Regions from separate parts of the Homo sapiens genome. Here all the other regions are linked to region 1. Evidence: chromatin loops called from intact Hi-C (ENCODE). Cell type or tissue: MCF 10A. All regions are shown on one strand.

Region 1 (2,500 bases):
TGGCCTAAACACTGACATTTATCATCTCATAGTTCTGGAGGCTAGAAGCCTGGCAAGAATGGTTTCTTCTAGGAACTCTCAAGAGAGAATGGGTTGCTTGCCTTTCTCCTGGCTTGCGGTGGTTTAAGGGCAGTCTTTGGTGCACCTTTGCTTCAGTTGCATTACCCCAATCTCTGCCTTCACCTTCATGTGGTGTTTGTGTGTGTGTGTGTGTGTGTGTGTGTGTGTGTGTGTGTGTGTCTAGGCCCGAATTTCCCTTTTATATGAGTCCACCAGTGACAATGAACTAGGGGCCCACCCTACTCTAGTATGACCTCATCTTAACAAGTTACATCTGCAATGTCTATTTCTTATCTCCCTCTCTCTCTTTTTATTTTGAAATGGAGTTTCACTCTTGTTGCCCAGGCTGGAGTGCAGTGGCGCAATCTCGCTCCATGCAACCTCCGCCTCCTGGGTTCAAGTGATTCTCCTGTCTCAGCCTCCTGAGTAGGTGAGATTACAGGTACCAGCTACCACACCCAGCTAATTTTTGTATTTTTAGTAGAGATGGGGCTGCACCACGTTGGCCAGGCTGGTCTCAAACTCCGGACCTCAGGTGATCTGCCCACCTTGGCCTCCCAAAGTGCTAGGATTATAGGCATGAGCCACTGCACCCAGCTGCAACATCTATGTCCAAATAAAGTTGAATTCTGAAGTACTGGGGGGTTAGGACTGTAACATATGAATTTAGGGGACACAATTCAATTCATAGCAAGTGGATTATTCTGTCCTTTCAGTGTAACTACCTGTCTATCCTTCCTTCCTTCTTTTCTTCCATTAAATTTTACTGTGCCATACAGGTGGATGGATAACAGACAGACAATTTTATGAGGAATTGTCTTTATAGAGAGAATGTTCACATTTCACGTAAGTGGCTACTTAATAATTCATAGCAGTTAACCTTTTATTCTGCAGGTTACTTGTAGCTGGCATGGACTTAATACATGTCAACAGTTTGTTTCTGTGTTATTCCATTTTTTTCCCCTTATTGTTGTTCCTCTTATCCTGTTCTTCCTAGCTCTGTTCTGCCCCCTCAGATCCACTTAATTTGCCTTTCCCTGAACATTTCACAGTAGCTAGTTCTGCCACCAGATGGTGTGCAAGGATTAGGAAAATAATTGAAATATGTTGGCCAGTGTCTTTTCAACATTTTATTTCAGGAAAAAGGCTGACATGACAGGCCTACCTGAGATTCTGAGATTGACAGCAGGCCAAAAATGACATTCTGAGATTGTGGAGATTTAAATTTTTTATGTAAATTTTCCTCTCATTTATCATGGAAACCTGAGCTGGCAATCTTGAGGGGAAAAAAAACCTATGACATTTGATGTATATATGTAAATGAGAGACTTTGACCTCAGAATAGATTTGACAGTAATATTCGGCTGAGATATAGAAGCGAGGTTCTTGGGTCAGAGGACCACTTCCTCAAATAGGTAGTCTCAGAAGCCACAGAAAGGAGAAATCTCTTGAGCCAAGCAAAGCTGTAGAGTGTTAGTGCGATGAGGGACTCCAGCTATCATCTGATTCAGCAGCCTCAAATGAGGCCTGCAGCCAAACAGAGCTTGCAGACCACATCCACACACAGTGTGCTTTGTTTAGCTTGAACAAGGTTTTATTTTATTTTATTTTATTTATTTTTTTGAGACGGAGTTTTGCTCTTTGGCCCAGGCTGGAGTGAAGAGGTACGATCTCAGCTCACTGCAACCCCTGCCCCCCGGGTTCAAGTGATTCTTCTGCCTCAGCCTCCCAGGTAGTTGAGATTGTAGGCACCTGCCTATAACCATGGCCGGCTAATTTTTGTATTTTTAGTAGAAACGGGGTTGTGCCATGTTGGCCAGGCTGGTCTCGAACTCCTGATCTCAGGTGACCCACCTGCCTCAGCCTCCCAAAGTGCTGGGATTACAGGCGTGAGCTGTGTCAGCCTGAACAAGGTTTTATTATTATTAATTGACAACGTTAAGACAACTCCAATATTTCACCTAATCATCCAGATTTCAGGCTTTTGGGAAAAAAATCTGAAGACTTAGCAACAGTGATTGACATGTTTTTCTTGGCCACACTTGACTATGGCAGAGCTGTGGCTGCGGCTTTCGTTGGAGCTTGTGATTCATAGTTGCTGCTCTCTCCTCCACCCCCTATTGTATGATGCTGATCTTTACCCTTATTTAATATGTTACCTGCCTCTGCCAAGCCTGTGAAAGGCATTTGGATATGAAGACATGAGGTCTGGAGAGAGAGACGAGGGAAGTTGGTTCAGGCCACACCTGCCTTCCGATCCCCACTAACTGGTGCTATGACTGTGCGTAGAAACTGGTGGGAAAAGAGTGAAAGTGATTCACCTTAGAGGAGTAATGCAGTACAATTAAGGAATCAGCAGGGAAGGTGAAAACTCAAAATTCAAAATTCTGCTGCTGCCACTCAATGATAGAAAAAGTCGTTAGAGGGCCAGGCGCCGTGG
Region 2 (2,500 bases), 120 kb after region 1:
ATAATTTTTGGATTAATTAGAAATTAAAGCAGCCCATCATTTCATTAAAGCTAAACTTCCTCCTCTGCTAATTAAGATGTGCTGTGTAATAATCTCAGTTGATTGAGTTTGATTTGTTTGTTTTGTCATAGAGTTACCTCAGGAAAGTTTTCTCTCATGCAAGCTTTTATTTATTTATGTATTTATTGAGATAGGCTCTCCTTTGTCACACAAGCTGGAATGTAGTGGCGCCATCACCACTCATGCAGCCTTGACCTCCTGGGTGCAGGTGATCCTCCCACCTTAGCCTCTGAGTAGTGGGTACTATAGGTGTGCACCACCATGTCTGGCTATTTTTGTATTTTTTGTAGAGACAGTTTTGCTATGTTGCCCAGACTGATCTCAAACTCCTAAGCTCAAATGATCCTAAGCTCAAATGATTGAAATGTTCATCTTATCTAAAAAATACCTTCGCAGCAACATCTAGACTAGTATTTGACCAAATATCTGGGTACCATAGTCTAGCCAAATTGGCACGTAACTTTAACCATCACAATGGTGAATTTCACAAGAAAAAAAAAAGAAAATGTACATGCACCTCAGCCTCTCAAAGTGCTAAGATTACAAGCAAGAACCACTGTGCCTGGCCTAGTGTTAATTATTATTTATACATTTTAACCTTTATGTAATAGCTTTTTAACAAGGAAATAAACCATAATACCTTTGTTTTATGGATAAAACACAATCTTTTTAAAAATATTAAGAAGTGTATGGGTGGTTCCTTGATTTAAGAAAAACATCAGGTTAATAGAGAAACCCTTCTGTAAAAATCTAAAGTTTTTGGACAAAATAAAAATAAGTAACTTAAAAAAAAACCCACATGACTGTATTAGGATTGTCCAGAGACACGAACCAATAAGGTATAGTGTGTGTATGTGTCTGTGTGTGTGTGTATAAAAATACATACCTCTATGTGTGTGTGTGTGTATGTATGTATATGTGTGTGTAATACACACATATACACACACACATGAATGCTTTTTTTGAAAAAGATATTGGCTCAGGAGATTGTGGAAGCTGGCAAGTCCAAAATTGTCAAGGTGTGCTGGCAGTCTGATGACCCACGGAAGAGCTGATGTTAGTTTACAAGCAGAATTCTCTCTGCCATAGGGATGGTGCACTTTTTCTATTAAGGTCTTCAGCTGATTGATGAGGCCCACTCACATATAGAGGTTAATCTGCTTTACTCAACTGATTGAAATGTTCATCTTATCTAAAAAATACCTTCGCAGCAACATCTAGACTAGTATTTGACCAAATATCTGGATACCATAGTCTAGCCAAATTGGCACGTAACTTTAACCATCACAATGGCTAATTTCACAAGAAAAAAAAAAAAAAAGAAAATGTACATGCGCTAGAATTGTAGAAAATGCTGATAACCACATCCCAGGAGCCACCTACTGGACATTACTGGACCTGGTTATGGCACAGGCTGTGCAGTGACAAAGAAATAATATCGTTACTGGATATGGATTAAGTGTTGAAACTGGGGCTCCTGCAGAAAGCAATTTTAGGGGAAGAGAAATTTGAAAAAGAAAAGCCATCTATTGACTCAGGAGGGCAACAAGGAAGTTATTCTCAACCCCAGGTCAGGGTGGAAAAAAATAAGTCTCCCTCAAGAAATAAAAGCCATGAAGTCATAAGTTTGAAGTCTGAATTTTAGCTGTCCTTGTGTTGAGGAAATCCCAGGACAAAAATTAACATAAAAATTAGACACATAGCAGAAATTCTACTGAAGCAAGTGGTAAAAAGAAAATTAAAACCTCTCCAGAGATACATTTCAATAACCGTGACACTACAGAGAAAGACTTCTGTCACCTAAAATGAGATGACAATAAAATATTAGAAACGATGCAAAAACAGTTTATTTATTTTTTAAACAGGAAACAAAAATGGAAAAATTCTCCCTTCCAGGAACCGGAAAGACTACGAAATGAGAGGGGCCATAAGTATATATAAAATGCGGTAGAGAAAAAAAATTATAAAATATATGTGGAAATATAAAGCAATATACTATAAAAATAGGTTAGAAATACAAAGACAAATTATGAAGGAAAAAGTACAGATGTTAAAAAACTCAATGGGCAGATTAAAAGGCAGAACAGGCATGGCTAAAGGGAATGTTAATGAATTGGAATCAGAACCGAAAAAATTACCAATAAAAAATAATAATCATGGCCAGGCATGGAGGCTCACATCTGTAATCCCAGCACTTTGAGAGGCCAAGGCCGGAGAATTGGTTGAGCCCAGGAGTTCAAGACCAGCCTGGGCAACATAGGGAGATGCAATTTCAACAACAACAACAAAAAAAACAAAAAATTAGCCAGTTGTGGTGGTGCATGCCTGTGGTCCCAGCTACTCTGGGGGCCAAGACAGGAGGATCACTTGAGCCCAGGAGACAGAGGCTGCAGTGAGCTGAGATCACACCCTTGCACTCCAGCCTGGGTGACAGAGAGAG
Region 3 (2,500 bases), 110 kb after region 1:
TCTGAACCATTTGAGAGTAGATGGCATATATCAGACCCCCTTTTCCCCTATGTCTTCAGTGTGTATTTATCTGAACTACAGTTCAGCTTCCAGTTTTGCTGTCTCAATACCCTTGGTACGAATGTGCTTTTCCTAGTACAGCTTCAGTCCAGGACCGTGTATTAGATTTAGTCATCTTGTGTTTGTAGTTACTTCCCTTTAATATGGAACAGTGCCTAAGCCTTTCTTTATCTATCAAGACATTTACATTTTTTTAAGAAAGAATAAGGGCCAATTTATTTTATAGAATGTCAATTACTTTAGATGCATGTGCTGTTTCCTTCTAATTTGCTTCACGTTATGCATTTTGGGCAGGAATGCTATGTGAGAGCTGTTATATTATTTTCGAGTATTACAATAGGAGATGTACCATGTCTGTCTGCCCCTTAGGGGAAACACAAAGGATACCTTTCCTTGCGAAGAACTATTCTGCCTGCTCTTAGGTCAACGTTTTCTTGCATTTTGATGACTTGGTTAAGGTGTTGTCCAGTTTCTTTCCTGTACAGATTTTTCATTGTAAAATATGTTTTATTTTGTTTTTAGTTGACACATAGGAATTGTGACTGGGGTACAGTGTGAAGTTTCGATACGTATACAGATTGTGTTGATAGACATGCTAATTATCCTCATTTCAATAATAATTTTGAAGCCGGGTGCGGTGGCTCACACCTGTAATCCCAGCACTTTGGGAGGCCAAGGTCGGTAGATCATTTCAGGTTAGGAGTTCGAAACTAGCCTGGCCAACATGGTGAAACCCTGTCTCTACTAAAAATACAAAAAAACGAGCCAGGTGTGATGGTGTGCACCTGTAATCCCAAGCTACTCGGGACAGTGAGGCACGAGAATTGCTTGAATCCAGGGGGCGGAGGTTGCAGTGAGCCAAGATCGCGCCACTACACTCCAGCCTGGGTGACAGAATGAGACTGTCTCAAAAATAATAATAATAATAATAATTTAAAAAATCACATCATTTGAAAAATGCTAGTTTTAGCAGGCATTTAAATATGGCTTTCAAGGTATTATGCCATGTGCTGTAATTTGTTCATAGAGCATACATTTGTTAATATTTATGTATATGTTCTGATTAAGTGCTTACTTTGCTCAGGAATACTGAAATATCGTTAAAAGTGAGAGTCTCTGGAATCCTCTGCGGTTCCCGTCTCTCTAGAGAGAAACTTCCCAGTTGGCTGCGATGCCACCTAGTGTAGACTGGATTATGCTGCATAACACTGGCTTGGAGGGATGCGAAGAGCCTCTCGCCTTCAGGGGCAGGTTTAGCAGATTAAAGAGGAGAATGTCAGATTCTCAACAGTAAATCTAGTGTCCTTCTGCTGGCAGATTGAGCATTTAAAAATATATGTGTAACTATCTATATAAGACACCTGCCTGGTATTCGGGAACAAGTGGCTTTTTGTGTGTGTGAGATAAATGTTGTCTGCACTGATAAGCTGAAGCTTCCAAAATGTCAGCCAAAGTGTTGAGAAATGAATTAGCTTGTGCCTGCTAAGTTTTAGTGTTCAGGAAGGCATTTGTTTATGCCTGCTACTGGCCCCGCTCTGTGGGGATGCACATTGCTAGGGCAGGAACACACTTTGGGGTGTTGCAGGTTGCAGCTTATTGGCAAGAAAAAAAAGCATGAAAAAGTGACTCTGCAGGAAGAAATTAAAAGAAGTGATTACAATTCTATTCCACAAACACAGTGAAGGCGCCAACTGTGTGCAAGGTAATGATCCTTGAGGAGAATGTGAAGATGAATAAGAAATACATCCCACCTTCAGTAGAAAAACACACATGGTGAATAATTAGGGAAAACAGAAGAGTTTTAGATATCATAAGGCATTTGAAAGTCATTCTAGGTAAATGACTTGCAAATTCAGAGGAGAAAAATTCATATTTCATCTTGGAATTTGGAGATAATTTTATTTATTTATTCATTTTTGAGACAGAGTCTTACTCTGTCACCCAGGCTGGAGTGTAGTGGCATGATCTCAGCTCAGAGAAAAATTCATATTTCATCTTGGAATTTGGAGATAATTTTATTTATTTATTCATTTTTGAGACAGAGTCTTACTCTGTCACCCAGGCTGGAGTGTAGTGGCATGATCTCAGCTCACTGCAACCTCCATCTCCCGGGTTCAAGTGATTCTCATGCCTCAGCCTCCTGAGTAGCTGGGATTACAGGCACATGCCACCACACCTGGCTAATTTTTGTATTTTTAGTAGAGACAGGGTTTCACCACATTGGTCAGGCTGGTCTTGAACTGCTGACCTCAATTGATCTGCCCGCCTCAGCCTCCCAAAGTGCTGGGATTACAGGCATGAGCCACCGCACCTGGCCAAGAATTTGGAAGTCATTTTAAATAAAGTAGTAGTCTTGGATGTGAGAACTGAGGCATGAAGTTATGCGCTGAATTGTGTCCCAGTTCCCAACTCATATGCTGAAGCCATGACCCTCAGTACC

What was found. A loop is a pair of places that touch in the nucleus more often than their neighbours do. Peaks named below come from ENCODE experiments on the same cell type or tissue, not always from the same donor. Only the 100,000 strongest peaks of a DNase experiment are listed, where the experiment ranks them.
Region 2: it touches region 1 in a loop (13-fold over the local background); 18 of 110 quality-filtered maps call a loop at or near these places.
Region 3: a loop joins it to region 1, with 12 times the contacts of the local background. A loop is called at or near these places in 51 of 110 quality-filtered maps.

Annotation. Positions count from the first base shown.
Region 1 is chr2:223,796,949-223,799,448 of GRCh38, reverse strand. All of the region lies in intron 1 of AP1S3 (adaptor related protein complex 1 subunit sigma 3), which reads left to right. Among named protein-coding and RNA genes, the nearest start is that of AP1S3, 39 kb to the left of the region's middle. RefSeq lists an enhancer at 1,328-1,377. In MCF 10A, a CTCF peak has its summit at 1,116 (motif pointing right); DNase peaks (open chromatin) are centred at 1,138 and 2,258.
Region 2 is chr2:223,674,132-223,676,631 of GRCh38, reverse strand. No RefSeq gene overlaps it. Among named protein-coding and RNA genes, the nearest start is that of SCG2, 73 kb to the right of the region's middle. In MCF 10A, a CTCF peak has its summit at 1,441 (motif pointing left); a DNase peak (open chromatin) is centred at 1,441.
Region 3 is chr2:223,691,286-223,693,785 of GRCh38, reverse strand. No RefSeq gene overlaps it. Among named protein-coding and RNA genes, the nearest start is that of SCG2, 90 kb to the right of the region's middle. In MCF 10A, a CTCF peak has its summit at 1,220 (motif pointing left); a DNase peak (open chromatin) is centred at 1,235.